2 separate regions of the Homo sapiens genome follow, and region 1 is linked to region 2. A link is a loop called in an ENCODE intact Hi-C map of the cell type or tissue named here. Cell type or tissue: dorsolateral prefrontal cortex. All regions are shown on one strand. Each heading gives the region's core, and the rest is flanking DNA. Links, peaks and the distances in the headings are about the cores only. Region 1 has its middle 55 kb from the start of ARHGAP42. Region 2 has its middle 100 kb from the start of ARHGAP42.

Region 1 (16,001 bases), core at 3,861-11,860, 47 kb before region 2:
GGGAGACTTCGGTTCCCTAAACAAACTTTAGATTCTTTCATCTCTTAGTGTATAAAAGTTTATTTTTAGTAGTGGAGCCCAGAAAATGGTTCATCACATAAAAATATTGGTTATAACTGAGGAAAGAGCCCAACCATAAGGATCAGATTATAATCTATATTGTGACATTAATTGGGAACTTCATTATCTGGCCAAACCAATGACTCCAAATTCAATCCAAGAGCTAATTAAACATAAGTTACTGCTTGCAAATCACTGGGGGAAGGGTTTCTGAGATGTAAAGCTGAACAATATCTTATTCATTGTTTCGCCCCAGAGGAGCTTGATGAAATTGTTTTTTCTTTTAGTTTGCGAGGCTGGGGCCAGCTGGGGAGATTAGAGAAGAATGGGAGAGACTAGGGGGACTTAATTTCCACTCATTTTGACAGGTGAGAAGAGAGGTAATCTCTTGATAGCATAATTAAAATTAGAGATTTAGTGTACAACATGACAACGATAATTATAACATTATATTGTACACTGGAAACCTTCTAAGAGAGTAGTAGATTTTGGGTGCTCTTTCCACACTCACAAAAAGAGTAACTATGCGAGATGATGGTCATATAAATTTGCTTCACTGTAGTAACAATTTCACTACGTATATAGAAAAATCATGTTGTATACCTTAAATATATACAATAAAAAATAAAGGTGAATCAAGCAGAGAGACAAACAGTAGGGAGGTTTGGGACTAAAGAAAGAGTACAGGGGAGGAAGGAGGCAAGACAGGAAGTCAAAGAAAACAGAAGAGCAAATGCTGCAGTTAGGAGAAGCTGGGGAGGGGGCCGTGTGCGGACCTCTAGGTCAGAGCAGTCCAGCGATCTCTGATTCACATGAGAGCAGAGCCGCCTTGGCAGTGGGAAAATGGATGATGCACTGCAGCATAAACAAACAAGCTTCTCAAAGAATGGGTCACATGTCAAGAGAACTGAAAAACAAGAGCGGGCAGGCTCTGAAGCAAGTCCTGTGAAGAATTTTCTAATGAAGAGAGAGGCTACTTCCTGGAAAGCCGTCAGGGTTGTATAGAAAGTTTGTAAGTAAACAAATTTTTCAGGCTCAGCTGAAAACGTGTTTATGTAACACCTCTCATCTAAGGTCCGAGGAATGTTTCACTGACGTTTACATTTCTAGCTTGCTCTTTTTCCATGAGACAGGAATAAAATAGAAATGTGTTTGTGATCTGTTCCTTGTCCTGCAACTCCTATGAATTTATTTCCCTGAAGAGAGAGGTAATCTGGACTCAAGGGTTATGTTAACAATAGAGAGAATGGAATTTTAGATTCTTTGTAATCCCCAGTTCCAGAAGATGTTAGGCCATGACCAGGTTGGATGACTTTTAGCTAGTAGCACATCTAAGATGGGGAGAACAACCCTGTGTATGGGGACTCCATGAGGTTAAGGTTATGCTGAAGGTTAGTGACATCGTGCCCTACACTGCACTTTGCATTTCTCAAATGTGGTTTAGAGTGTTCTTGCACAATTACTGCATAGTTTTAGTTTCTTACAGAACTAAAATAAATATGAAATAAAATGAGGCATGTATTTCTAAGATCAAAATTTGATCCATTCTTTCTGGACACAATTTATCCAAGATTTCTCACATTTCCTCTACCTGTTGGTTTGCTTTTTATTTTTCACTCTTCTTGTTACTTCTCAGAAACAAATCTTACAATTAATAAGGGAGTTTTAACAAATTTCTTAGCAATTGGGATGTGAAAATAAACAATAAATAGTTAATAATATGTATGAGTCTGGGAAAATATACACAAAGTTTTTTTTTTTCTGCTTATGTACAACTCTTAACTGTGACTGTTTACTTCTAATATCATAAACACCATAAAGAGGAAGTACTGAGATTATCAGAATACTACCTTGATGGAAGAATACATTTGCAACTTTTTTTCTTTTTTGAGACGGAGTCTCTCTCTGTCGCCAGGCTGGAGTGCAGTGGTGCGATCTCAGCTCACTGCAACCTCCACCTCCTGGGTTCAAGCGATTCTCCTGCCTCAGCCTCCCGAGTTGCTGGGACTATAGGTGCCCACCACCATGCCCAGCTAATTTTTGTATTTTTAGTAGGGACGGGGTTTCACCATGTAGGCCGTGATGGTCTCCATCTCCTGACCTCATAATCTGCCTGTCTCGGCCTCCCAAAGTGCTGGGATTACGGGCGTGAACCACTGTGCCCGGCCATTTGTGACTTTTTTTTATTAGCAAAACATCCTTCCTATGGAGGGCTTAATCTCATATAGGAGAAACTTCCCATGTTAAAACACATTCTTGAGCTATCAGGACATCTGAAAACAACAGATGGTGCCAGAACAGTGGGAGCGAACAGATGGGATAAAGCAGAGGGAGAGGAGGAGTAGGAAAGCACAAACATGAGAAACTCAGCTGGCAGCCGGCGAGCAGAGAGGTCCAAGTGCATGCCCGCAGGAGGCAATGAGGACGTGGAACCTGATGGGATTTCAGAGACAATTCCGTTCAAACCCTGACTTTTTTTTGTGAGGAAACTGCAGGCCAAAGAGTTAAGAGATTTGACCAAATCACGGAGCAGAGCTTGCTCTGTGTTTCAGCGTTCAGTCTTCTAATTCCCAGTCCTGCAATTGTTCTCATGCATCATGTGGGTCTCTGCTGATCTAAACTTGTAACAGGACCCCTTCCCTATTCTAGCATTAAATAACAATCCTGAACTACACTCTTTTCTTTTTCTGAAACAATTGAGAAGGAACACATGTCTAGAAAACCTATAAATGACAAAATCCCAAATATGGAAGATGGGTATCCTATACAGCTTCATCTCCCTTCTTTATTTCTCTTGTGCCTGATGCTTCAGCCCTTAGCTCATTGTTTATCTCATTTTGTTTCTTCATTAGAAGGAAGCATTGCACTGTGATTCAGTGTGTGGACTTTCATTACCTGGGTTTGAATCCTGGACCCTAGAAATTACATATGTGACCTTGAGTGTGTTACTTAATACCTTTGTGTCTCAATTTCTCCATCTGCAAAACTAAAATAGTACTGACCTCCTGTTCTAGTCAGTCAGTTTCTATAAGAGTACCACAGACAGGGTGGCTTATAAGCAACAGAATTTTATTCCTCACAGTTTGGGAGGCTGGAAGTCTGAGATCAGGGTGCCAGTGTGGAGGGCCCTTTCTGGTTTGCAGACTGCCATCTACAGAAAGAACAAAAGAGCACTCTGGAGTCTCTTTTATAAGGGCACTAATCCCATTCATGAAGGCACCACCCTTATGATTTAATTACCTCCCAAAGGCCCCATCTCCTAATACAATTATACTGGGGGTCAGTATTTCAATGTACAAATTTCAGAGGGACATAAACATTCAGTACATTGCATTTCTCCTGGTGGCTGAGAGGATTAAAAGGTTTTAACTCAAGGAAAATGCTTACAGCAGGGCTGATATTCGGAATGCTCAAAATGTAGTCATGGTTATTATTCTTATGTGAACCCAAACCCTTGAAATACTCTTGCCTCTGCCACAAAAGGCCAATTCACCATTCATATCCTAGCTCCTCTGGAAGTTTTTCCAGACCCCAACGGGACGACTTGAATAACTTCTTTATGCTCCCTTGAACATACACTTTTGTCCATAAGAGCTGTTATACATAGTAGTATAATAGAAAAAATACAAGAAACTTATTATTTAAAACCTAAAATGTTTTAGAGCCACTTCTGCTTAAGGACTTTTTTTTTTTTTTTTTTTTTGGTGGAGTTTTGCTCTTGTTGCCCAGGCTGGAGTGCAATGGTACGATCTCGCCTCACCACAACCTCCGCCTCCTGGGTTTAAGCGATTCTCCTGCCTCAGCCTCCCGAGTAGCTGGGATTACAGGCATGCGCCACCATGCCCGGCTAATTTTGTACTTTTAGTAGAGACAAGGTTTCTCCACGTTGGTCAGGCTGGTCTCGAACTCCCAACCTCAGGTGACCCACCCGTCTCAGCCTCCCAAAGTTCCGGGATTACAGGCATGAGCTACCATGCCCGGCCTGCTTAAGGACTTTTACTAAGTTTACTAGATCAAATGAGTAAATAAATATCCATGCTATTTTTCTCTTGTAAAGAAGCTTAGGACAAAAATGTTAAGACCTTCAGCAGATTTTCTGGACTGTTAAAGGGCAGAGGTCCATAGTTCAGCAGGGCTCTTAATTACAGGGTCCCTGGATTTGCAAAGGTAGACCCTGAGACAGGAGATAGTGGTTGTGGTGGCAGGGAGGGGTTAGAGAGTCACATTGCTTTGCTTTTGGTGGCCAAATTGAGTATGAGGGGAGGAGCCTGTCTGCAAGAGTCCAGGATAAGGGAGAAATCAACGACTTTTAAGATGAGTGGGATCTGAGCAGTATTATGACATAAAATACAAACCTAGTGATGTCAGCTATAGATATAAACACCATGTATTAATGATGTGTGCTTGTGAATGAAGGAAAAGGTCTCAGTTCTATGGCTGGATTGGTGCTGTTGAATGCTGGGTCCCCACATATCACTAACACAACCTTTTAATAAGACATGATGTATCACTTACCTCGGTGAGGGAGCCCACCACCTCAATAGAACTTTGGTACTATCTTGGAGTGGGGAAAGCCAGATCAGAATTAATTGAGAGTTGAAAGTTTGGTTCAGTGTGAGGTATGCACAGGACAATGAAAATATCTATAAATTGAACTAATTCAACCTAAGTGGGACCTCAGGGCTAGAAGTTACTAGGAAACACGTAAGCCACCCTCAGAACTCTGGAAGGACTGGAAGAAACATAGGGTTGAGCATATGGTATGGAATTTAAGTCATTTAATCTTCAGCCGTCAGCAATAAGTCTTTCACTTTGCCACTGGCAAAGGTCAACAATGACTCGGCAATTTTTACCCCCACTGGGCTCTTTTCAGGGGTCCTCTGATTGCTACCCTTATTGCTGTTGCTCTGGCAGTCTTAGGAGACCCTCCACTCTCACCTGAATTCCTGATGCAGTTGTTACTTGGTGACCCTTGGCCCTTACTTTTCTCTCCAGCCTCCTCAGTTGGTGAGCTCTGTTCCTTGACATTGTGTTTCAGCTGCAAAGAACACCTCCAGACCCTCTGCTTGGAAAGTGCCCTTCTAGACCTTCCTCATGCCTGGCTGATGACACTGAGCAGTCAGCACTCTGCTTGGGTGTTCCTTCTCTGACACCTTTCCTGACACATGCAAGTGAAATCAGGGTGATACTGAAAATAGTAAATACAACAACTAGTACAGCATAGGCATTAGCCGATCAGAACACACACGAGGATGAAGCAACCTGATGTTCAATGTAACACGTTAGTTCTGAGTAGATTTGACCATCCTTGAGTGATGTGGCCACTGGTGCCAGCACACAATTTCTTGCACTTGCCTGTACCCAAGACCATCTTTCTCTGAGAGTGTAAGCCTCATGAGAGCATGGACCATATTTATTCATCTCTTTATCTCTAAAATGTAGACATAATATAGGCATACCGTTTCTTAACACTTATTAATATTAAATGTAAGAAATCTCAGAAAGAGCTGTTAGCAGGCTTGGCAGAAATAAAAATAGAGGAGGATATTTAAACATTTTACCAGCTAAGGAAACTGAGTATGACAGAGGTTAAGTAATTTGCCTATATTCCCACAGCTAGTATGTAGATTCAGAACCCAGAGTGCTTATCTCACTTTTGGGTCTTGGAGTCTCCATCCACTCTTGCATTGGGTGGAGTTAAGGGAGTGTGGCTGGGAGGAGTATGGGTTGCCACTGTCTCCTGTCCCCAACACACCGTGGCATTTTGACTAAATAATCTGGATCCTTCACTTACAGGTTCAGCCCACTCATTTCATCCTTTGTTCATTGTTCTTTCATTCCTTTGTCCATTGTTCTTTCATTCCTTCATCCCTCCTATCTTTTCTTTTTTCAATTCTTAACTGTTGTTTGAAACAAATTTACATAAAATAATGCTTGGAGATATGTTAAAGAAAAAAGTGAATGTAGGAATTCAAACAAATACTTAGGCACCAGTGTTCATAGCATTATTCACAGTAGCTAAAAGCTGGAAATAACCCAAATGTGTATCAACAGATGAATAAACAAAATGTATACATTCAATGGAATGTTATTCAGCCATAAAAGGCATGAAATTCTGATGTATACTACAATATGGATGATCCCCGAAAACATTATGCTAAGAGAAAGAAACCAAACACAAAGGGACAAATACTGTATAATTCCACTTACATGAGGTGCCTAGAATAGGCAAATTCACAGAGACAGAAGTAAATAGACGTTACCAAGAACTGGGGAAAGGCAGGTGTGGAGAGTTATTTAATGGGTGCAGTATAGAGCTTCTGTTTAGTTTGATGAAAAAGTTCTGGAAACAGATAGTGGTGATGATTGCATAGGAATATGAATGTATTTCACACCACTGAATCGTACTTAAAATGGTAAATTCTATGTTGTGTATATTTGGCCACAATTAAAATATAGTACTATAAGGCATATAATAAAACTAGCAGCCTCCCTGCAAACATCTTCTAGTTTCACTCTCTAGAGGTAACTAATTTTTGTTCTGTTTCCTTCTGGTATTCATCTTTGTATTTCTAAGTATTTTTATTTCGAATTCTTGATCACTCTTTGACAATATCTAATTATTTTCTGTTACTAAAAACAAGCACTTGGCTCCTCCTCTCCCCATTTCTGAGCCCCGTCCTCTCAATATTGTTTCTCTGTGTTTCTTTTTTCCGGTGTGATTTGGCCATTCTTCTTATGTTGGAACTTAAATTCTGCTGTTCAAGGACCAGTGTCACATGTTCTTGAGGTGACAGTCAGCCCCAGGTGCCCACTAAGTGGATGTGGCCCAGGCTACTTTGTTTTCTACTGGGTACATTTGTCCCTGGTTGGAATGCAACACTGCCCTAAATATCAACACACTTATCCGGGGCCCTGGCAGAATGCCAAGCTCAGAGAAATTCTCCGTCTTTCATAGCTAGACTCTAATGTGTGTATTTCCAACTGCTGGTTCTGGCTGGAGTCCTGCTTCCAACAGACTGATCTCTGAAACTCTCATGCTGCAGCCATGTGACTTCAATTGGTCTCACTACCTCGCCTGCTGCTGCAGTCTCCTCCCTGGAATGAGTCCTCACGGATATGGACAGTAGATAGAATCAAGGACAAGTTCACCATGTCTCTTTGTACTCTGTAATTAGGTTTATTGCTTTTCCAGCCTTCACTTCCCTAGTGCTTTCTGCCTTTCCTTTGGACTATGACACTGAAGTTCCAAAATAGCTCATCGCCAAGCCTTCCAATGTTTATGACAGAGAAACCTTTGGAACCAAGCCAAAATAAAGCAAAACAAAACAAAACAAAACTCCATCTTTTTCCAGAGATCCAAAGGGCAAAACTGAGAACTTGGATGAGGCTTGGGAGAGAAAATCATACATTCTCAAGAAAACACCGTGCCCTGAAGGTTAGGCTCTTGGAGGAAGTAGTTGACCAGAGCAGGACAAAATTATGTGCTAGCTAGAAGAAAAAGTGGGCAAAAATTCTGGATTTGAATCCTTGTCCTAAACTCTTTGGACTTCAGTTTTTTCCTCTGTAAAATAGTGATAATAATAACGTCCACTATACTTTTCTCACAGGGTTACTATAAAGAGCAAATGAAATAATATATGTGAAAGTATAGTAGCAGATGTGAATCTCAGTCCCAAATGTCAGGGGGCAAAGAAATACAACTTCATTTATTCATTGCAAGCTCCATTCTCTCCAATAGCAAAAACTTAATCTTAGTCACTTTAGAGTTCTTCTTCCTCCATTCCTTTGGTTGTACCTGAGTTCTTTGGAACTTATGTAATGAAATGCTTTCGGTATCTGGCTTGTTTGGTTCACTTCACAAATATCTGAAGACCTATTATGTGCAAGGCACTTAAACAAAAGATTTGCTCTTTTTCACAAGGAAGTATAGAATCCAGAGCTTTGCTCCTCTTTTTTGACTATACCTTAAATCCTTTAAGGCTCATCAAGACATCCAATTTCCTCTTGTAGAAAATTTCCCATGTTTTATCTTGCAGGCTATGCACTTCATAAGTATTTACTTCATACATAAAATGGGATGTGAATGGGGATTCAGACTTGTTCACTTCCTACTTTTATCGCTCATATGTGGTCAATCTGTTTGAGACCCATTTTATTTTTTAATGATCATTATGCCCCTTATGCATCTCAACAGAGGTGCAATCTTTTGGTATATATGGGAGAATTTCACAAATATATTTGTGATTTGTTAAGGCTGCCGTTATAAAGAAAGGAATATACATTAACAAATAAAGTTATACAGAAGCACGATTTCCAGGCAGTGCTCAAATTTTAGCAGTTTCCTATGGCTAGCAAGGGGCTTGTGTTCTGGGGTGACATTAAATATTCAATAAATGTACATTGAATGCAAGAATGAATAAAAGAAAAAGATAAAAAAGGAGGTGAGGTGAAATTCATATCAGCTAACTTGGCTATTTGCTAGTTTGATGGCAAGTGCCACTTTTAAATGATCCATCTTATGCCTGCCATCTTCCTACTCACCCCTCATGAAAAGTTGGCTCTCTTCAGAGTATCTGCTGAGTTCATTGTCTGAGACATAGTACTATTTTCTCCCTCTTCTGATCTGTTTTCCAGCCTGGACCACCTGCCTAGAACACCTTCCTGTCTTCTGCTCCACAGACAGCCTGCCCCATTCCTCAGCGAGCTCTTGGAATTGCACTGCACTAGAGGGGTGAAAACGCCTGCAGTGGCATTTCAGAAAGGGGAGGGTCCTGGAGTCCTAGGGGACAGCAAGGAGACCTTAATTTCATGCCTAAGATGAGTAGAGAGAGGAGCACTGGGGATTTGAGGGGAAGAGAGAGTGTGGCGGGCAAGTTACTGAATGTCCTTAAGCAGATCAAGAGGCTTTATCATTTAATCCACAGGTGACTGGGAATTTCCTGTAAGTTCCTCATGGAAACAGTCTAGTTGTGTGGGTTATTGTCTGCTTTATCTCTCACATGAGAAACAGAAGCCTGGCTACAGCTGCTCTCTCTTTTTCTCTTGTTGTTTATTATCCCACTGACCTTCTCATTTGTACATGTCACTGTCTGGATCAAAACATCTGTAGTAGCCCTCCATTCCCTAAATGCTATGTGTGTTGCGCATTCATGGCTCTGCTGAACCTGGACATTCCTAACCAGTGTGTCTTTAACTACCTACAGAACATGTGGGTGCTGCCAACTGACACAGTGAACCTTTGGCCTACCAGGCAGAACCTTGCCTCTGCGCCCTGATTCCTGCTATTTAAACTACTGAACACTTTCTCTTCTCAGTTTTCCACTTGCTAAGTTTTCCCTTCCCTTAAAAATTTCTCTCAAATTTGCCTATTCCCCAAATCTTGGTGATTTGTTTTCTGGGCTGGGTCATCTGCTTGGAACACCTTCAAACCAAATATCCCTGCACCTACCCTATTTAATTACCTGAGTCCTGATACCTATTGTAATGGCTTCCAAATTTTTTGAGTAAAACATTTTTTCCTTATTATAATAGTATCATATGCTTATTTTAGAAAAATTAGAAAATGAAGACAAGTGAAAAGAAGAAAATTGTAACACCTTTAATTTCATTATTTTATAACCTTCCTTCTCATGTCAGAACATTTCATGGATTCTCCAGAAAACAGTTGCACTTTTAGCATTTTGATTTAAAAATTGCATAATAAACACAAAGATACTGTGGTATCAGTAATTCTTTTAAATGAATTTATACTTTATTGTCATGATAATATCACCCTACTTTTGAAAAATATTATAGGAATTCATATATGACAAGGTAGATTGTCTAGATTGCATTTGAGTTTGGTAACACCCATTGCCAGGGCTCTCTTTGTGTTCTGAGTAGACAAGCTTCCTTCTTTTTTAATGGAACATTGTCATTCAGCTAGAAATCTGTAAATTCAAAAAGAAATAGATATTTAAATATACACATCTGTATAACATTTGCATAGCCATGCTTATATTTATAAACTTTTTATGGCTTATAATGTATATTATATATGCCATACTTATGTTATCTGTGTACAAGCCATGAGATCATCTGTTAACTTTTTTACATGCCCAGCCATAGAGTAGCAGAAGATGGTTAAAAAAAATTTAATATTTTTGCAAGGAATGTCTTGCATACTAAAAAGTGTTTATTCTGTTTTCCCTTGTCTCTGGCAGGCTGTGAAGCACTGTTCAAAATGCTCTTTTTTGGTGAAGTTGGGCCTATAGTCAGCTTATTCTCTCCATGGCAACCCACTGGGGACAGGCTGGGTCAGAGGTAGGCACCCAGACGTCATGTCCATCTGAGTCATCCAAGGGAGCTGAGAGGCAAAGAAGACAGAGCTATGGCTCTGGTGCTTTACCTTGGAGTGAAGGGGACACCCAGTGGAATAGCAAAGATGTGGCTCCAGTGAAAATTCAATCCAAACTTTGACTTTGGGGACATCATGACCACACTACCAAAAGTCAATCTGTGTTGCCTCAGGTTCTTCATGTTTGACCACTTTTTGGAGTTGTGTAGATTAATTTGAATGTCAGTAGGATAATAGAATAGTTACAGATATTAAAATAAAAATCTGTTATAATAGCAACCGAATGTCTCTCCATCTAGTGCCTATTGGGTTGTGGATAACAGTAAGAAAAAGCAAGTGAGAAAGTAAGAGAAGATGAATGTTAAACAGTGCTCTTAGCTCTGGGAAGGTAATCTGTAAAGCAGATAATAGAGAGTCTAATCCCTTACAGAGCTGCCTTCTTTCAGGTTTTCCCATTGCACGAATCGCTCAACAGGATTAAACTAATCACTTTTACAGTTCTATTAACATATTCAATCTGTGAAGTTACTATTGAAGCCCTAAGGAATAGCCTACTCAATCATTAAGTGCTCATGGCAGAAAAATCAATAATGAAGTTACCAAAAGCCCTTAACATTGTCATAAATAGCACATGATTATGTTCAGATGATCTGTTTAATTAATGCCAGTTTACCTTCTCTAACAGAAATAATTTTGGGTTTTTGAGACACATGGAGACCACCAAGAACAAGCTATTCTTTTCATTGGAAAAATTCTTCTCCCTTCTCTCTCCGGTCACAATATTATTTTGGTTCTCTTGAGTAACTCAGTGTCTTCAAAAGAAATTTATTCCATAGAAAATTAATTCCACAAGGTGATCCTTGAAAAATATTTTCTTTATCAAATGAATTTGGGAAATGCTGCATACTATATCCCTGTCTTAGAAATTTACAATGTATATGAATCTTAAATTTTTTCTAAGTTGAAGAAATCTGTTTAACTTTGTTCAGTAGCTCATTTCCAAAACTTACGTAATGAGATCATATTAAAAATATTTTACAGATTTTCCTACACCTGACCTGTAAATATGGTTGCCCCAGGGTTCCCACCTTTTTGTTTCTTTATTTTTTTATTTTATTTTATTTTATTTTTTTTTGAGATGGAATCTCTCTGTCACCCAGGCTGGAGTGCAGTGGCACAATCTTGGCTCACTGCAACCTCCACCTTCCAGGTTCAAGCAATTCTCCTGCCTCAGCCTCCCAAGTATCTGGGATTACAGGCACCCACCACCACACACAGCTGATTTTTGTATTTTTAGTACAGATGGGGTTTCACCATGTTGGCCAGGCTGGTCTCGAACTCCTGACCTCATGATCCGCCTGCCTCAGCCTCCCAAAGTGCTGAGATTACAAGCATGAGCTACCACACCCGGCCAGGGTTCCCACCTTTTGAAGCAATGAGTTTTGGTGCGTTAAGGGAAGGGTGGTGCAAATTAGAATGATAAAGACATTACTCTGTTTTGACTGTTAAATAATATTTTATTTTGGCCCCTAGGAAGGCAATAGTCTTGAGCAGCAGGCTTTGTTGAAAGTTAAGATTACTATAGGCCATAGTAGAGATATCTAAAGAGATGGTGGAACGTAGTCTTTGCCTTATGAAGGAAAGCCTGACCCTTCTGGATGGAGGAGTGGGAAGAAGATAGTTAAAGGGAAGAGGACAGATGGCCAGATATGTGTGGAATGGCTTCACTTTTAGGCTTAGAGCTTGTGGCGAAGGATTAGTAGATCGATAGGATGTGAGGAAAAGCCAAAGGAGAGGGTCTTTTGCCTCATTTTCTGGTCAGAACTCTGCGAGACCACCAATATGCTACAGTACCGACTAGAGGAGGGGTGGCATCAGAGTGAAAATCACAGTGTGGAGTGTTGGGGCAGACAGAGACTAAGTTAGTAGTTTTGAACCTCTTTTAGTTTCCAAATGGCATAGACAAGTCCTAGGAATTTTTATAAGACCTATGGGAGAGGAGGGAAATAGAAGAATAGATAGCCAGCAGGCCTCCTGCTGAAGATGAGTGAAGCAGGTCACTGCAGAAGGCAGAGGCAGGAGACTCTCCAGCCAGAGGTCCTAGTGAGGACATTGTAGGGGGGTCTCAGAGTTATCTTTACTACTGATGAGAGTAAGGTGAGGCTGAGTCAGCAAGAAAAGACCCCTGGGCTCTGCCTAAGCCAAGAGACTGGGTCTTGCACTGACCAGCTGCAGACATTCTCAGTGGCTGTTAGCAAGCTGACCAGTGCCCAGGCAGATGACGGACATATCTGAGATCAGAGAACCTAAAGGATAGTAAGAGAATCTCATGTTGCTCACTGCCATTAGGCATATAAAGTGTGGTGTCCTGCTAAATGTGTAGCCAGCTCTCTTTCTCTCTTTCTTTCTCTCCTCCTCTCGCAAAACAAAGTTCTGACTTACAGCATATGATAATTGCTGTGGAGTCAATACTGACACCATGCTTGATTTCCGGTTATCAGCATGTTAGTGAACACAGAGTTGGGAAGAGATGTGCATAAATGTCTCAGACTTCATGTAAACCCCAGTTTTTCACAAAACTTTTACCTGGCTGTCAAATTAAGAAGGGATGAGGGAGGAAGAAAAAGCCCAAAAGACTCAGATACATACTAGTTAATGTTACTCTTTCTGTCCCTACTCCTCCCAATGTAGTTAGTTTAATGGAAGCTTACAAAAAAGTTATATTGGAAAAACAAGTCTACATTAACTTTGCATATCTCTATGTAAAATTTTTTAACCCACTCCATTATTTAAGTACAGAACTGTTTTCCCCTCTGGGTTATCAATTTATGAATTATGACTTTAATAACTCTTTATCCTTCATTGATTTCTCTTCTGCTTACAAATTTGGGAACTCTTCAAGGCTCTGATTTTCTTTCTTTTTTTTCTGTTTTCCTTGGGTCTCTGTTATTGGTCTTCAACTATATGTTTTATTTTTTCTAAATTTGTGAGCCTATATCTCCAGTCTGACATCACCTTAAACGCTCAAATTCTCTCTTGTATATTTCTGTACAATTCTCTGTCTTATACATTTCTTATACAATTCTCTGTCATCCAATTAAACCAATATGTTCAGAATCAAATCTAGTTACTACTCTCAAATCAGTTCCCACTTTCCTAACTTAACCTTTTCACTATTCTTGGAATCATCCTTGTTCCCTCCTTTCACACTCACTTCTAAGCAATGTGTCTCTCACATTTTACCCTTATTTTCCATTTTCATTGCCTCAGCTGCAGTTTAAACATTCATGACCCCATTTCTAAATAACCATCCTAGACTCTGTGTATAATAATTTTTATTTTATTTATGTCTGCCGGGCGCAGTGGCTCATGCCTGTAATCCCAGCACTTTGGGAGGCCGAGGCAGGCGGATCACCTGAGGTTGGGAGTTCGAGCCCAGCCTGACCAACATGGATAAACCCTGTCTCTACTAAAAATACAAAATTAGCTGGCCATGGTGGCACATGCCTGTAATCCCAGCTACTCTGGAGGCGGAGGCAGGAGAGTCGCTCGAACTGGGGAGGCGGAGGTCGCAGTGAGTTGAGATCGTGCCACTGCACACCAGCCCTGGTGACAGAGCAAGACTCCATCTCAAAAATAAATAGATAAATAAAAATAAAAGGATATCTATCTTTTGTAAATAATAAAAATAGTTTATTACAAAAAATAGAAAATAGAGTTAGGACAAAGCCAAAAGCAACCAAACAAAAAAGCCAAAAATAAACAGAAATCCCACTGCCCACACATAACACTACTGTTAACCTCTTAGTCAATCTTAGTCCAGATATTCTGAGTGTGTGTGTGTGTGTGTGTGTGTATATGTGTGTGAGAGAGAGAGAGAAGAAGGGAGAGAGAGAAGGAGAGAGTGTATAAGAGTATATATTAATCACTTATAAAATATAATCCACATAGCACAACCATGGGATTATATTGCACATACTACAGTTAACCAGCTTTTACATTTAACAGGATAATGTGTCTGTTTTTCATGTTAAATATGCATTTAACAAACATGGGAACATATTATGCATATTATATTTAACCTTTTAAATTTAATAATATGTGAATATTTTTCATATCAAATTTACATTTAAGATTTTAACATCATATTCCACTAAATGGCCATACCATATACCATATTACATTTACTAATCCTTCATTAATGAATACTTAGCTGTTTTCAGTTTTGCACTGTGAGAAACATACATGCATATATATACACATCTTTTTGGGTGATGGAATTTTATACATACATAAACATATATACATACATTACATATATACATATATTACATATATACATACATTACATATATACACATATTACATATATACACATATTACATATATACACATATTACATATATACATATATTACATATATACACATATTACATATATACACATATTACATATATACACATATTACATATATACACATATTACATATATACATATATTACATATATACACACACATCTTTTTCGGTGATGGAATTTTTTATGCTTAGGTAAAATTTTCAATATTGAACACACATATACAAAGTCCCACATAGTGTGGGATGTAGTCAAGGGTGGGGTGAAAAGACAGTGAGGGCAAGCCCTGAGCTGCAGATCTGAGTGTGGGAGCTCGGTGTCAGGTTTCATGCGGCTGCGTTCCAGCACAGACCACAGAGGGGAATGAGAATTTGAAATTACAACTTTGCCTTTTAGGTCCCCAGAAGGTTATATTTTAAAAGGTTAAAAAGAAGAAGAAGGAGGAGGAGAAAGAAAACAACACCAGCCTAGAGGTTGCCTAATCTGTTCTTGAACACTTGGAATAGCAAGGAGTTCACAATTTTTCCAAAATTTTCCATTCTGTTTGTGCCTGTCCTTAACATTTGCAGGGCCCAGGTCAAGAGGCCCACATACCCACATACTATGTGCCTAAATATTTACAATACATTCTTCAAGCTAAAAATAAAGTTATGCTTTCTTTCAACTCTTGGCTCCATCCCATACTAGAAATTACCTTGAACATATGTGTGTGGCTATCTTGGCCCATAAGTCTGGGCTTTGTATATTCCTCTGTTGGGGACCCCCAGGCCTGGATGCCCATGTGTATTAGAAAGGATACTTGGAGACATGATTTGGGGGTTCGTACAAGGATAAAACTGTTTCTAACTGGTGGGATAGTTTCATGAAAGAAGGGCATTTAAAGTAATGACTCCCACAGGTGATAATGGGGAAGAAGGGAGAAAGTTTGTGTGAGGTGTGGGCAGAAGCAAAGAAACAAATACGTTCTGGTATGAATGAGAGCATTGTGAGAGTGATGAGAAAGCTGGTAGGAATTTTATGAGACAAGGATCATGTATTAGTCCATTTTCACACTGCTCTAAAGAACTGAGACTGGGTAATTTATAAAGTAAAGAGGTTTGACTCACAGTTCTGTATGGCTGGGGAGGCCTCAGGAAACTTACAATTATGGCAGAAAGGGAAGTAAGCACCTTCTTCACAAGGCAACAGGAGAGAGAGAGAGAAGCCATTAGATCTCATGAAAACTCAGTCACTATCAAGAGAACAGC
Region 2 (16,001 bases), core at 5,027-13,026:
TGTTAGAAACTCTCAAGAAAGACAAAGGGAAGACCAAGAGAGTGGTGTGACTATAGTCTCCTTACCTCCCATTTCTTAGGGTTTGTATCTACCCTACATGATGTCTGTGTTTCAACTCATTTATGTTTTCCAAGTTTATCAGCAGCTATGTCTCCGTGCTTACCAGTTGAGTGCATTTGTGAAACACACACACACACACACACACACACACAGCAGCAGCAGAGTGGTAGTAGGTGAGCCCAGATAGTGCCAGATAAGAAATCTTCTTCCACATTCCAGCCACACCAATGCCTTGCTGCTTCCTGAATGGAAAACGTTTGCTTTTTCCTGCCTCTGCACTTTTGCCTATGGCTGTACGAGAATTTTCTTCTTTTCACTATCTGAACATACAAGACTCAGCTCAAATGCTACCTCTTGGGAGGCTTCCCTTGTCACTTCCCCAAGAATAGATCTCTTTCACTTCTGAATGTCTCCAGTACTATCTATGCACAGCTTTTTATGGGCTTCATCATATTTTAAATTATTTTATTGCTTGTTTGTATGTCTACCATCCTTGTTTAAATTGTGTAATCCTTGGTGATAGGAACCATGTTTTAAATTTCTTTGTATCTTAAACTAGAGACCATCACGTAGCAAATGGTCAATAATACTTGACAAACAATATACAAAATAAACAATGGAGAACTTTATTTTGATAAACAATGATAAATTTGGTTTGTTTTGATAAACCAAATGATAAGTATCTTTACGAGGCAATGATAGGGTGAAAAAACCCATGGGCTTTGAAGTTAGCAGCAACCGTGAATTCAAATCCTAGCTTGTAATCAGATTACTAGATGTTTGATCTTCGACTAGCTAATTAACTTCTCTAAGCTCCCATTTCCTTAATTATATAATGGGAATAATTATAATTACTTTGCAGATTATAATTAGGAAGATTAGAAATAATATGAATTATTTAGAAAAAAGCTTGGCAGGTAATAAATTCTCAATAAAAAATAGCAATTATTATTATTTGCTTTATCTTCTTTTATACTTAAAATGTAGCAGACTTACAAAAACACAAATATGCGTCATATAGCTTAAATAGTAATGAGAAGAGGCCAAAACCAAACTATTGACATGCTTTAAACTGTACTGGGAGAAACCCAAGACATTCTGTTTATACTTTGGCCTTGGATCCAGTAAGCAACTGACCACAAGCTGCTGGATGAATGAACCGTGAGGATGTCAGGTGCTACTACACTGCTCAATGCAAATGCTTATCCAGGGGTCTCTGCAGTACTAACCACTTAGAAATGGCTCCATGCACAGATGGTCTGGGTTTCACTTCATTCAGTTTGTATAGTTTAGCATGGCCAATCTGTCACAGGGAATAATCCTACCCTAACCAGATGGAGGGATCAGTTCACCAAGTATTGTCTCATTCCCATTTCTAATGACTATAATTACATGAAACAATTTTTTTTTATCAAGCAAACATCTTTTACACTAAAAATAAAGCTCATGGTTAATTTGAAGGAATTCTTTGCCCAGGAGTTCTGGAATTAGTGAATGTCTTGTTGAGTGGGCAGCAGGGAACTGAGGGCCTGCCACCCAAAGTGAAAACAGGCCACAGTGCAATAGCAACCACTTGGGTAATTGGATGTGTATTCAGGGAAACCACAAGGTTGCCAAGGAGAAGTGCACTGCGATGCGCTGTTTAGAATAGAGCAAGTATTTTAGGGAGAGTAAAAAATATCCAATTCTATGTTGCCAGACATCATTTGTAAATATCTTTCTATCCTGGGAAGAAAGATGATATGCAAGCAAGTATGCCAATAACTCTTTTCAAAAAACACTTGTCAAAACTTGGCTAAGAAACCTAACATTGTCAGGGAAGCTGCTGCAAATGACGTGCTTCACTTTGTTAATATCCAACAGTTCTAGGGTTGCTAAACCGTGCTCTCCTCAGAGCCACTTTCTTGGAAGGCGTGTGAGTATTGATGTGGGTGCAACAAGTCCTGTGACTAGATTACCAGAGCTGGTTGTAATAACCTGGAAGACATAGGTGTAGCAGGTGCTGAAGGTGTTTTAGGCATGGGCAGCCGGTCATCCCCTAGGCTCCCTCCTTCCTATGTTCATCTCTTGACCCTTCCCTTTGCACACTCTCTGCTTCAGTTATTCTCTGCTGCTTGCAGTATCTACAACAGGTCATGTTCCCTGTTTTTCATTTCCGGCTGCCTTCTGCATGTTCTTTCCTCTGCCTGCTGGCAACACACCTGCTGAACTTTCCTCCTAGGTAATTCCTAGTTTCCCTTCAGGTCTCATTTTTCCTGAACACATCCTAAGATGCCTCCCCTCTGTTCTTCCATACCACCTGGTATTCCTACAGATAATCACTTGTCATATCGTCTATTACCTGCTCATTTTTCTGTCTCCCTATTAGCCTGAAACTCCTTGGAGGAAGGTGCTGGATTTTTTTTTTTTCAGTTAGATCCTTAATGCAGCAAGTTACTTAGGACCTAATGAGTGATCAATAAGTGTTTGTTTAATAGATGAATGAATAGATAAATAAGGGTGTTTCCTTGCAGCCTAAGAATACAAAAAAATTGACATGTTGTGTCAGCATGATACTAAAGAAATCAGACATGCTGGAAGTCAGACAAAAAGACTGGGTGGAAAAGGTTCACTCTAAGAAATCATATGTTTTAAAAGAATCTTAATGTATAAAGTGTTTCAAGAGTAATATAAAGAACTTTTAGTTCTTGAGCCATGTGGGACTAAGTTTCTGACAGGATGTCTCATCACCTCCAAATACTTTATTGTGTATTTCCAAAAAGCAAGAGTCTTTTCCAGTATGACACAATCCAGAGAATCAGAAAGTTAAATTGGATCACTATCTAATCCACAGGCCCAATTCCAGTTTTGCCAGTTTTACCAATAAAAGTCATTTATAGGAAATAGTCCAGCCCAGAATCAGGAATTGCATTTAGTTACCATCTTTCCTTAGTCGCCTTCAATCTGGAACAGCTCTGTAATCTTTGCTTGACTTCCATGACCTCGACACTTTTGACAGGCTCTTGTTTTTGTAGAATATTCCTTATTCTAGATTTGTCAGATTTTGTCATGATTAGGTTAAGATTAGACTAAATTGGAACATCACAGAAATGATGTTGAATTTTATCTTTGCATCATATTAGATGGCACATCATTTTGATTTGCTTTATTATTGTTTCTGTTAGCATTCATTACTTGAGCAAGGTGATATCTGCCAACCTTCTCCGCTGCAAAGTTACTCTTTTGTTCCTCTGTCTTAGAATGTTCTTGCTACTATAAAAAATACCTTGAACTTGGCAATTTATAAACAACAGAAATTCATTGCTTACAATGCAAGATTAAGGCGCCAGTATGTCACATGCAAAGACACACAGGCTCAAAGACAAGGGATGGAGGAAAATGTACCAAGAAAATGGAAAACAAAAAAAGCAGGGGTTGCAATCCTAGTTTTTGACAAAACAGACTTTAGACCAACAAAGATCCAAAGAGACAAAGAAGGGCATTGTATAATGGTAAAGCGTTCAATTCAACAAGAAGATCTAACTATCATAAATATATATATGCAGCCAATACAGGAACACCCAGATTCATAAAGCAAGTTCTTAGAGACCTTCAAAGAGACTTAGACCCTCACGCAATAATGGTGGGAGACTTTAATACCCCACTGACAATATTAGACAGATCACTGAGACAAAAAATTAACAAAGATATTCAGGACCTGAACTCAGCTCTCATCAGGCGGACCTAATAGATATCTACTGAACTCTCCACCCCCAAGCAACAGAATATACATTCTTCTGATTGCCACATGGTACTTACTGTAAAATTGATCACACAATTGGAAGTTAGACACTCCTCAGCAAATGCAAGAGAACTGAAATTATAACAAACAGACTCTCAGACCACAGTGCAATCAAATTAGAATTCAAGATTAAAAAGTTCACTCAAAATCATACAACTACATGAAATTGAACAACATGCTCCTGAGTGTCTTTTGGGTAAATGATGAAATTAAGACAGAAATCAAGAAGTTCTTTGAAACTAATGAGAACAAAGTTACAGTGTACCAGAATCTCTGGGATGCAGCTAAAGCAGTGTTAAGAGGGAGAATTTATAGCATTAAATGCCGACATTAAAGAGCTGGAAAGATCCCAAGTTAACAAGCTAACATCACAAGTAAAAGAACTAGAGAACCAAGAGCACACCAATCCCAAAACTAGCAGAAGACAAGACATAACCAAGATCAGAGATGAGCTAAAGGAAATGGAGACGTGAGAAACCCTTCAAAAGATCAACAAATCCAGGAGCTGTTTGTTTTTTTTTGAAAAAGCTAATAAAATAGATAGATCGCTAGCTAACTAATAAAGAAGAAAAGAGAGAAGATTCAAATAAACACAATCAGAAATATTGAGGGGGATATTACCACTGATCCCACAGTAATGCAAACAAGCATCAGAGAATACTATCAACACCTATATGCACATAAACTAGAAAATCTAGAGGAAATGAATAAATTCCTTGACACATACACCCTTCCAAGACTGAATAAGAAAGATTGAATCCTTGAATAGACCAATAATGTGTTCTGAAATCGAGGCAGTAATAAATAGCCTACCAACCAAAATAAGCCCAGGACCAGATGGATTAACAGCAGAATTCTGCCAGATGTACAAAGAAGAGCTGGTACCATTAATACTGAAACTATTCCAAAAAATTAAAAAAGAGGGAATCTTCATGCTAAAAACTCTCAATAAGCTAGGTATTGATGGAACATATCTCAAAATAATAAGAGCTATTTATGACAGACCCACAGCCAATATCACACTGAATGGGCAAAAACTGGAAGCATTCCCTTTGAAAACTGGCACAAGACAGGGATGCCCTCCCTCACCACTCCTACTCAACATAGTATTGGAAGTTCTGGCCAGGGCAATCAGACAAGAGAAAGAAATAAAGGTATTCAATTAGGAAAAGAGGAAGTCAAATTGTCCCTGTTTGCAGATGACATGATTATATATTTAGAAAACCCCATCGTCTCAGCCCCAAATCTCCTTAAGCTGATAAGCAACTTCAGCAAAGTCTCAGGATACAAAATCAATGTGCAAAAATCACAAGCATTCTTATACACCAATAAGAGACAAACAGAGAGCCAAATCATGAATGAACTCCTATTCACAATTGCCACTAAGAAAATAAAATACCTAGGAATCCAACTTACAAGGGATGTGAAGGACCTCTTCAAGGAGAACCACAAACCACTGCTCAACAAAATAAAAGAGGACACAAACAAATGGAAAAACATTCCATGCTCATGGATAGGAAGAATCAATATCGTGAAAATGGCCATACTGCCCAAGGTAATTTATAGATTCAATGCCATCCCCATCAAGCTACCAATGACTTTCTTCAACGAATTGGAAAAAGCTACTTTAAATTTCACATGGAACCAAAAAAGAGCCCACATTGCCAAGACAATCTTAAGCTAAAAGAACAAAGCTGGAGTCATCACGCTACCTCACTTCCTGACCTCAGGTGATTTGCCTGCCTTGGCCTCCCAAAGTGCTGGGATTACAGGCATGAGCCACCGTGCCCGACCAGGTTTAAGGAATTTAAAACATTTTATTTATATTTACATATATTGAACACCATGGCATCAGAGTGATATCTCCAATTTCAGTCTAACACCCTAGGGTTTAATGTCATTTTTTTCATTTCCATATTTGTAACTTTCTTTACAATACTGGCTCCCTTTATCCTGAATATGTTTAATAATTTTATCATTTTTTGCCTGTATATAACCAATCTCCCATTCCTGACACCACATCCTTCCTGTACAAACACCTTCCTTACTGTAAAAATGATTCTAGAAACTGGCTACAGAACTAGGCTAAGGCTCTGCCAGTAAATTCCAACACAAGTATTGCTGCATCCCTGCACTAAGGGGGAAATCTTGCATCAATTCATGGACCCCAAAAGAATCTGAAAACATGGGGTTTTTAATGTAACTTCTGCTTGGCTGAAAAAGATTTAGGTCCTAATCTTAGTGCTTGATCTTTTTCTTTCTCTCCCTAATCTACGTGGAATTTTCTAAAAGTACAAGTGAACAATCCCGACCACCTGTCATTTAAACGAAAGGAGATTTATTACTTTTATCCAAAAAAGCAAAATGTTACCTAGCTTAGCAGAAGTTTTGTTATGAAATTGCTGAAATTGCCTTGTGTTTTTATTAGTCCTGAGGTGTATTGCTTTTTTGTGTTTTACTCCCTACACACTTTAGTTATAAATTTGTAGGGGGCTTATGACTGTGTTGTGATTATGATGGGACAGAATGTTTTGTGACTTAAGACTGTCACTGTCCAGACCTCTAGTAGAAAAAGCTTTCTTCCTTTCCCTTCTCTTCCTTTCTTTTCTTCCCTTCCTTTTCTTTTTACTTCTTTTGTTTTTTCTTTTGTTTTCTTTCTCTCTCTTTCCTTTTTTAATTCATTCTTTCTTTAGTTCTTTCTCTCTCTCTCTCTCCTTCCTTTCTTCCTTCCTTTTTCTTTCTTTCTCTCTCTCTCTCCCTTACTTTTCCCCCCTCCTTCCCGTCTCTCCTTCCTGTCTCTCTCATCTTTTTTTTCTGTTTCTCTCTTTCTCTCTCTCTACTGCTATTTTTTGAGGAAGTAAGTAAGTCCATATATATATATATGGACAAAAAGAGGAAGATCTTTCAAAAAGGGAGTGGAATGAGATCTTTTCTTTTCAGAGAGGTCAAAGCAATCTCATTAGCCCCTAGAAATCCAAGGAATTGCAAAGATAGACAGTAGCTGAGGGTTCCATGAGGAACATCAGGTCCCTGTGGAATCTGAGTACAGAACACAGGGGTCCTCAGAGGAGAAAAGCTGTATGAGGGGCTAAGAGGAAGAGGAATCTCACGAAAGCCCCCATCAGGTAGTAATTATGGGGAGTAGTGTTTTGACAAAGTCAATTTCTCTGAAGTTGGCTACATGGAGACCTCAGGCAATGCACTGGTGCTGTGTGTGCTTCAGCAGTTCTAGTCTAATAGTCAGCAGTAGTTCTGAAAAGCCTGGCAGAGGGGAGACAGCCATAGCAGTACCTGGTGAGACTCCAGAGTTTTTACCAGTTTGGGACTAGACCTTTACTGGACTTTCTGTATGCGTTGGATTAAGTCCTTCTGAGGTTCCATGTGATACAAGAGACTGGGGCAGACACAAGCAGGTAAAAGTGAATCTTCTGATGTGGTGGTTTTAAAATACGTCAATATTGGGAGGCCGAGAAGGTGGATCATGAGGTCAGGAGATTGAGACCGTAATGGATAACATGGTAAAACCCCATCTCTACTAAAAATACACACAAAAAAATAGCCAGGCGTGGTGGCATGTGCCCGTAGTCCAAGGTACTTAGGAGGCTGAGGCAGGAGAATGGCTTGAACCCGGGAGGTGGAGGTTGTAGTGAGCCAAGTTCGTGCCACTGCACTCCAGCCTGGGCAACAGAGTGAGACGCCATCTCAAAGAAAAAAAAAAAAGTCAGTAAATTCTCCAACAGTATTCAAAAAGTGGAGACTATCTCCTCTCACCTTGGGTGTGGGCTGAACATAGTGACTTGCTTCTCATGAATAGAATATGGTGGAAGTGGTGATGTGTGATTTCTGAGACTACAAAATAATAGGCACTGTGGCCTTCTCCTAGCCGTTGTGTTTAGATCACTGGTTCTTGAGTCATGAGGACACTCAAGCAGCCTATGGAGGGGTCCACATGGCAAGGAACAGAGCTCACATGCCAACAGCCAGCAAGCATCTGAGGCCTCCTGTCAACATGTGACTGAGCCACCTTGGAAGCAGATCTTCCAGTTGCAGTCAAGCCTTCAGATAACTGCAGCTCTGACCAACATCTTGGCTGCAACCTCATGAGAGGTTCTGATACAGAACCCCACAGTTAAGTTGCTCTCAAATTCCTGACCCCGAGAAACTGTGAAATAATGTTTTTTTTTAAGTCACTAAATTTTGGGGTAATTTGTTCTACAGCAATAGATAACAAGTGTGCCTGCCAATCCAGAGATGGAATCTGTCATTTGGAATGCTGAGTAGATGTATGAGTTTTGCACTTTTGGAGATCTGGGTGGGATGGAAGAACACAGAGGCATGTGGGGTTTGGCAAAACCTCTCAAATTATTTTTTCAAACACTTTAGGTTTGGCAAAGGCAGATTGAATTTTGCCAAATGCTGTTTTCCTTACTTTAGAACCCTAGCATACTTCAAGGAAAATTTGATACATATGCTTTTGATTTACTTATTCTTAAGTCATCAAATTATTGTCTTGAAACAATTGATTAATGCCAAAGGAAGTCTTTTGAACCATTTAATGAAATTGTTGTAAAGTCCTCCCTGCATCTCATTCTACTTCCTTTGCCCCTAATGTCAAAGTCATATGATGCCAATATTAAATCGAGCCAAGATTTTGGAAATGTTGCATTTTGTTTCCTGTTTAGAACTTTGTGAGAAGGAGGTGGTTCAAAGATTAGCTAAAAATATAGTCTATTGTTATTGGATAATATGATCATAAGATCATAAAATGTTTTATTTCTATCTTTTCTTCAGCATAGGATTCCTCTTTTCATCCTTCTGGGCTGTCACCTACTCTCACCTATCAGCAAGTAGCAGGAAATGCTTCCCTTCATTACTGAATAACGCTAATAGGTTTTCCCCTAAGTTGTGATTAAGTTCACAGTAGGAAATGTGGTTATTATCCAGGGACATTATGCAATGGTGTCCTGGAAAAGGTCAGCCCTCTTTGGAGTCACCTCTCAAGGCTAATTGCTAGGCTTTTTGCTTGTTTTGGACATCCCAGGGTCATTGCAAATCCCAAATGCTGTAAACTGATTTCATCATTTCCATATCCAAACCTACTTTTTATTCCTGTCCTTTCTAACTCGGAGAATGGTACTGGACCCCCTCACCCTCTCATCTGAACCTTCCTCCTGAAAACCTACCCTCCACATTGTATATCCGGGGATCTACTTATTCAACAAACATTTACTGAGTGCCTAATCTCATTAGCAAATAAAAAGTGCTGAAGCCCTACCCCCCATGCAAAAAAAAGGCAGAAGTCAAATGGATATTGAATGGTTATACCAAGTTATGATTTTATTCTGGGCTTAAATGATAAAGTGAGATAGTATAGAACTGTGTGGTAGGGTTACTTCCTGGTGCTTGCCTTTGGCCAAGCAGAGGCAGAGAGAGGATGGCCACAGATAGAAACCCTTGGATAAGAACAGTGTCAGGATGGTGATGAGTTCATGCCCTCCACTGACCCAGAGGCCCCCAGGGAGCAGAAACTTCTTGGAATGTACGAAAATGACTCCTCCTTCAGGAAAGTGCCATTTGTAAATTGACTACACGTGTAGGGGGATAGCAAAGAGTTGTAGGGGGACTGACTTGGGATGGAGCCACTGGCCTAATTTGGGGACTGGCACAAGGTAGGGGTGAATGGGCAAGTGGGGTGAAGAGCGCCAGGACGTGAGGCTGGTTCATCTGCTGGCTGTTCAGAAGAGACACCTCTAGTCATGAAATCAAGACTCTTGCATAAGCATACAACAGACAGTTTAAAAATAAACCTGTCCTCATGCTTGCATTTAAGAGCTTTCTATTATTTTCTACAATACCCAGATGTCTAGGTCAACCACTATGTTATGGGACCTTGGTGGTAAGAACTATGTGACAGGTGTGTGTATCTTTATAATTTTCTCTAAAACATTAAAGAAAGCAGATGATATAAAAATCCTTGCAGTATAAGCATGGACAGAATAGAATGGATCCTCCCAGCAGAGGTGATGGAGATTAGAATAACTGGGCAAGTCTTCCCAGAGGAAATGGCAGCTGATTTGAGTTTGAAAAGACAGCTGGCAGTCATCCTAGTGAGGAAATGGAGTGGGGTAGAAAGGAAGGGCATTTCTGGCAGAAGTATCACCATGGGTCATGGAGACAAGAAAGCAGGGCTCATTCAAAAAACTACTGAGTTCATTGTAGAATATGGGGAAGGAATGGTGAGAGATGATTTAAGCGGGTTTTGTATTTCATGTTAAGGAATTTGGGCTTTATCTTGTAGATAATGGGGTATTATTAAAGACTCCAAGCTGGGGAGTTACATGATTAGATTTACTCTTTAGAAAAATTACGAGGCTGGCTGTTTGGCTGTTTAGAGGGGCAGTCTGGAGATAATAAGATCAGCTTGGAGGTGGTTTTAGTGATTCAGTAAAGGCATTTTGTGAGGCTTAAGAGAAGGAACTATGTATCTGAGAGCAAAGTAGACACAATTTGATGACTAATGATATATAGTTGGTGAAGGACAGGGAAGGGCTGAGAGTGACTCTTAAGTTTCTGTAACTGAAACATGGTGTTGCCATTTACTGAGAAGGGGAATTCAGTGTAAGGGAAGAGAGTATGTTAAATTTTGGACATTCTAGACCGTGGAACATCCAAATGGAAACATCCTGATACAGGTCTCCAGTTCAGAACATAGACATTTAGGTCTAGGAATTACCAACACACAAGAGGCTGTTGCAGTCATAAAAACAGATGTCCTCTTTCTAGAAGACTTTATATAATGGGAAGAGGGCTGAGGACATAGCTCAACGGCAGAGCTTTCTGCCTGGTATAACATGGTACCAATTTTCTGTGAGATAGTAATTCCTTCACATTTAGGAAAGTTGGATAGGAGAAGCAGTGTCCAGCATCCCTAGGCAGATTGCCTGCAGATGTGGCAGCCATTTCCAGGGGTCCTCAGTGGGATGTTGGAACATAGTGCTTCTAACAGCTTATGTGGTTGTCTTTGAAATTGGCTAGCATGATGAAGGTCTTCTAGCTTCTAGCTTTGCTGCAAAACTCAGAAATAATCTACCATTTCAATATCTGTTGCAGACATTTTCTTCAGCGTGGAAATTGCCAACTGTAGTGTTGCTGGGGGATTGATGGTATAGGTACCCAAATACCTCTAGGTATGGCCAGTTGAGAGAGACGGAAGGTGAGAGGGTGGTAGGGAGGCGAGACAGGGAGGTAGGTGTCACTCTTGGTGGCTACCCCAAATCTCTGACTTCACACACTGTGGATAATTCTGTCAGTTTATGGCCAGTATGAAATCCAAATTGTCTGGAGTACTGCAAGTACTTCAGATGAGAATGCCACCATTTTGGAATCCTTGATAAGAAACAGATCAGTCAGACTAGAAATTCACGTTTGCATAAGAAATTTTAATGTTACATTTGTCAGTGAAAGAAAAGGAAGAGCTATTCAATTCCTGAAATATAATAACTGTTGCAAAGATTTGAATGGTTGTCAAATGTTAAAAATATTTTTAGCACCTACTGTGACAGTGAAGTTTCCTGTTGATGTTTACTACCCAGTGAAAAAATTATGATGATAAAGTCTTGACAAGAAATTGTGAATAGCCATTTCAAGAATAAAAAGATTAAAAAATATTTGGGAATTTCAAACAAATTTAACATTTAAAAACTTTTCTAGTTCTTTCTATTTTATTTTTCCTACCATAAATAATACAATATAAAATGAAGGTAATTCCTTTTTCTTTTAACCCGGCACCCTTTAGATATCACCAAGGAGTGTCCAGTTTATCCCTGAATGTTATATAAATAGTTTCATTATCTATGTACACTACAAAGTAAAAAAGATTGGGAGCCACTGACCTGGGGAACACCAACATTTAAGGGGTGAGTAGAAAGAGAGTAGTCCTTGAAGGAAATTGGAAAAGATCAGCCAGAGAGAAGGTATCAAGTAAGGATAGAGCAACATCAAGGAAGCCAAGAGAGGTAAAGGGAGGGAAAGGTTAACAGAGTCATAAGGCATGGAGAGGCTGAGGAAGATGACTGAGAAAAGCCTTCTGTGCTTAGCACCTGGAAGATGATTGATGATCTCACTGAGGGCAGTGTCAGTGGGGTTCTGGGGATAGGATATGGTTTGCTATAGGCTAAGGGGTGAAAAGGAGTTAGGATATGGAAGCAATAAAGTGTAAATCTATTCTTTCAAGAAGCTCTATTTCAAGGGATAAAATGGATGACATCTAGAGGGAGAATCATATACAATTAATAAGAATTGCGTGGTTCCTCCACAGAATTGGAGAATAGAATATATTCATGGGTTGGCATAAAAGAGCCAGTTGAGAGGGAATGGCCATAGCTATAGGAGAAAGGGGAGAATATACATAATGAAGCCACCTCTTAGGAGATAGAAGGGAAGATCAGAGTACAGGGAAACAGGTTAGTCTAGAGCAAAAAGGATACCCTTTTGGAGGTGAATGTGAGGTTCTGATACCAACATACTACAATGCAGCTACAAGTAATTGAGGGCATATAAATCTTATAGCCTGGATTTTTCTTAGTGTACTAGAAGGTCAGATTAACCTAAAAGGAAGCTTGAAAGAGGAAGAAGAAAAAAAGGGAAAAAGGGAGCTTGAGAAAATGGTCAAGTTTGACACTTGGAGAGACTTGATATCGTAATGGTGCTCGCCTGAACAGGTGGATGACTTTTCTGCAACCATATTCAGTAAATGTAAGAGTAGAGAAGACAAGTAGGTGGGTTGATCCAAGACTGGGACTTTACAGAGTCACCATCGTGGAGAAGCTAGGTGGCTGGAACGATGAAAGTGCTGGAAGAATGGCTGATGAAATGCCATAGAGTTTGGGCAACATGGTGAGGGAAGTGAAGTTGCTTAATGTCTCCCAGGATATAGTGGGTCTAGGAATAAATCAGATGTTGGGGGAGAAGACCACATTTTGTGCCATGTTTGGGAGGGTGTTGGGAATTTTGTTTACAATGAAAGATGGTTTTGCAGACTCACAGGGGGAAAACTTAGGAAAGATAAAAGGCAATGAAGAGAAAATTCAGGAGAGAGGGAGCACATAGCAGTAAGGAAAGAGAAGAGAGAATCACAAAGGCTGGCATTTTGATTAGTTTTAGGCATGTTAAGATTGCCGGAATGGGAGGCATTAGCGGGGTCATAGAACTTGATGTCCTGGGGGGAATGCAGGCTCAATGCCACATGGTAAAAGGACCCTCATGAGGTTGGTGGGGGCCTTCCGCAAAGTCATAAACAGGATGTGGTGAGGAAACATTCACTGTCCTCCGAAAGCTGGAACTGCTTCAAGCCTCAGTTCCAACTGTGACTCCTCCAGGATGCTCTGTCTCACATGTCCCGGCAGTAAGCAAACATTTGGTTCATAAGGAGGCTGTGCAAAGCAATGTGATGTGGTAATATGCTTGACTGGCAAGTAGTTCCACTTTTGTGTCTCAGTTTCACATTTAAGGAAGTGTTCTGGGCAGGAGACCCCTGAACCAGTCAGCAGGTCCGGCTGGAGTTCCACACAATACCAGGAATGGTGCCCTGTGCAAACCCAGTGCCTCTGTAAGAGTCCAACCCTTTGCCTCTGGGTCAGTCCAACTAAAACGACAATTTTGGCTCAAAACAAAAAAGCATGTTACCACCTAACTTTGCTAGTTGAAATGAAACTAGAAAAACAGCCTCAAAACACAGGTAATTCTTGATTCATCTTTTTGTTTCTCCTGAGGGAATTAGGGTTTCAATAACTATATTATTTCTGTCCTTCTAAATGGGATATAATAAAGTTATATGATTTTTTGATTATTTAAGGTTCTGATGCTGTATGTATCCTTCATTTTGCCACAGTTATCTGAGGTGCTTTGATGAGGTACTATCTGTCAGGGAGTGCTATTTGAATCATCTTTGTTCAGGAATAGGTAAAACTGTAATGACATTATAAAACTTTTTTTTTAAAAAGCCACCAGGCATAAGAAAATGTTAATGCTTTTAATTATATGCTCTTAAAAATATTTTGTATGTAAAAATAAAATTTTGTTTATGTTAGATGTTTTTCTTAAAGTTTTTTTAACAGCTGACAACAGTAAAAAATAATGGGGAAGCAGAAGGGGTATATTTAATATTAATTGTGATACTAAGTATCTAAATGATAGCTCCACCATAAACTTCCTTCCATCTCTTTGACTCTGCCCCATCTGCTCATCACTATATAAGGCTTTCTGCCTTATATTCCACAGGACAGGGAACATATCTGGTGTTTTGTGGTATGCGTTTCCTATACACCACGAAAGACATTGCCCACCCCACAAAAATGTTCATCACACACGCACACACACACACACACACACACACACACACACACACATACACACATATTCAGGAGATTCATGCCTTGTGTCATCATCCTGTCTGCTCAAATCCCATCCTTAGGCTTCCACATTAAGTGCCCCTATTCTATAAGCAGGCATTCACTATAGAACACCAATCAATGCGAGGGACTGCTTTCATTATCTTTGCATCCCTGCAATGCTTAATGCCCAGCCTGGGATGGAGAAGGCATTCAATCATATTTGATGAGCTACACTGCCTGAAAGATGTGTGGCTTTAATTAAGGGTGTGTAGGGAAGAAGGTAGGAGTCTTAGGCAGTGGGTTGGTGGGAGAATGGTGGTTGAGGTGAGAACTGTTTAAGTAAAGGCCGGATGATTATACACAGAAGTTTAGAAGTTGTTTTCTCGAAGATCTCAGTCAACTGGAAAGACTAAAAAAGAAGCTTTTTTGTTGTTGTTGTTGTTGAAGAAAGAAATTCTAAATTTCTGAAGCTCAACCCTGCTTGTGATGTCTCATTTTATGTGAAAATTTGACTGGGCTAAGGGATGTCCAGATAGCTGGTAAAATATTATTTCTCAGTGTGTCTGTGAGGGTGTTCGTGGAAGAGATTAGCATTTGAGTCAGTAGACTAAGTAAAGAAGATCCACCCACCCTCATCAATGTGGTTGTGTACCTTCCAATCCCTTGAAGGTCAAAATTGAGCAAAAAGGTGGAGGAAGCATGAATTTTCACTTTCTCCTCTAGAGTTGAGACATCAATCCCCCTGCCCTCAAACATCAGACTCCAGACTTAAGCCAGTGACCCCTCCACTGCTGGTTCTCAGGCCTTTGGACTTGGACTGAATTATACCACTAGCTTTCCTGGTTCTGCAGCTTGCAGATGGCATATCATAGGACTTCTTGTGTGAGACAATTTTTATAATAAATTTCCTCATCTCTCTCTCTCTCTGTATATATATACTTATATATATATATATCAAGTACATATATCAAGTATATATATATATATACTTGATCTCTATCTATCTATCTATCTATCTATCTATCTATCTATCTATCTATCTATGTATCTATCTATCTATCTATCTCCTATGCTTTTGTTTCTTTGGAGAGCCTTAACTAATACACTGCTGATCATAGGAAAATATTGTATAAGCTCAGAAACCAAAGGCATGTCTAAAGAGTGATGTGAGTGAAAGAAATACTTCAAGGAGTGTTGAGACATAGAGTAAACCACAGAAGTGTCAGGACAATGACTACTGCCTTAAACAGTTTGCATGCGAAGCTGGGTCCCCTCATTGTTCTATAGAGCAAGGCAAGGCTTTCAAGGTAGTGGGTCCAGAATGCAGGTAATGCAGGGATCATTTCTTCCTAGGCAATGGCACCAGGTGACTCACTCCATAGCCCTCTCTGGTATTCCCTGGAGGAACAAAAACATGCTGCATCTGTGTAGAATTTCCATCCACAGTATTTCAGTTGAACCACTGTCAAGGTTAGAGGGAGCGCTGGCCTGCTTTCTCTGTAGCTCGTCTCAATAGGAGCTAGTGTGCTCAACTGGTGCCAAAAAATGAATTCGTGATGTAGATGACTAAAATAAAGCTGCTTGTGAAAAGCTAGTTTATACGCTGAGACAGAAACATAGTCTTAGCTGCAATTGTATTGACAGGGAAAAAATAAACAACAGAATAAATCATCAAATAACACTTGCTCCTTCTTTCTTCTCTACCCAGCTTTCCTTCTCTTTCATGCTCAACCCATGAACTCTTTGTGAGTAGTTTATTTTACCAAAGA

Evidence for each region. Hi-C counts contacts between places; a loop is a spot of excess contacts. Peaks named below come from ENCODE experiments on the same cell type or tissue, not always from the same donor. Only the 100,000 strongest peaks of a DNase experiment are listed, where the experiment ranks them.
Region 1: it touches region 2 in a loop (4-fold over the local background); 5 of 110 quality-filtered maps call a loop at or near these places.

Annotation. Positions count from the first base shown.
Region 1 is chr11:100,624,305-100,640,305 of GRCh38, reverse strand. No RefSeq gene overlaps it. Among named protein-coding and RNA genes, the nearest start is that of ARHGAP42, 55 kb to the left of the region's middle. In dorsolateral prefrontal cortex, for the core only: no CTCF peak of the experiment used is centred there; a DNase peak (open chromatin) is centred at 7,025; H3K27ac peaks cover 1,304 bases.
Region 2 is chr11:100,578,755-100,594,755 of GRCh38, reverse strand. No RefSeq gene overlaps it. Among named protein-coding and RNA genes, the nearest start is that of ARHGAP42, 100 kb to the left of the region's middle. In dorsolateral prefrontal cortex, for the core only: no CTCF peak of the experiment used is centred there; no DNase peak of the experiment used is centred there; H3K27me3 peaks cover 401 bases.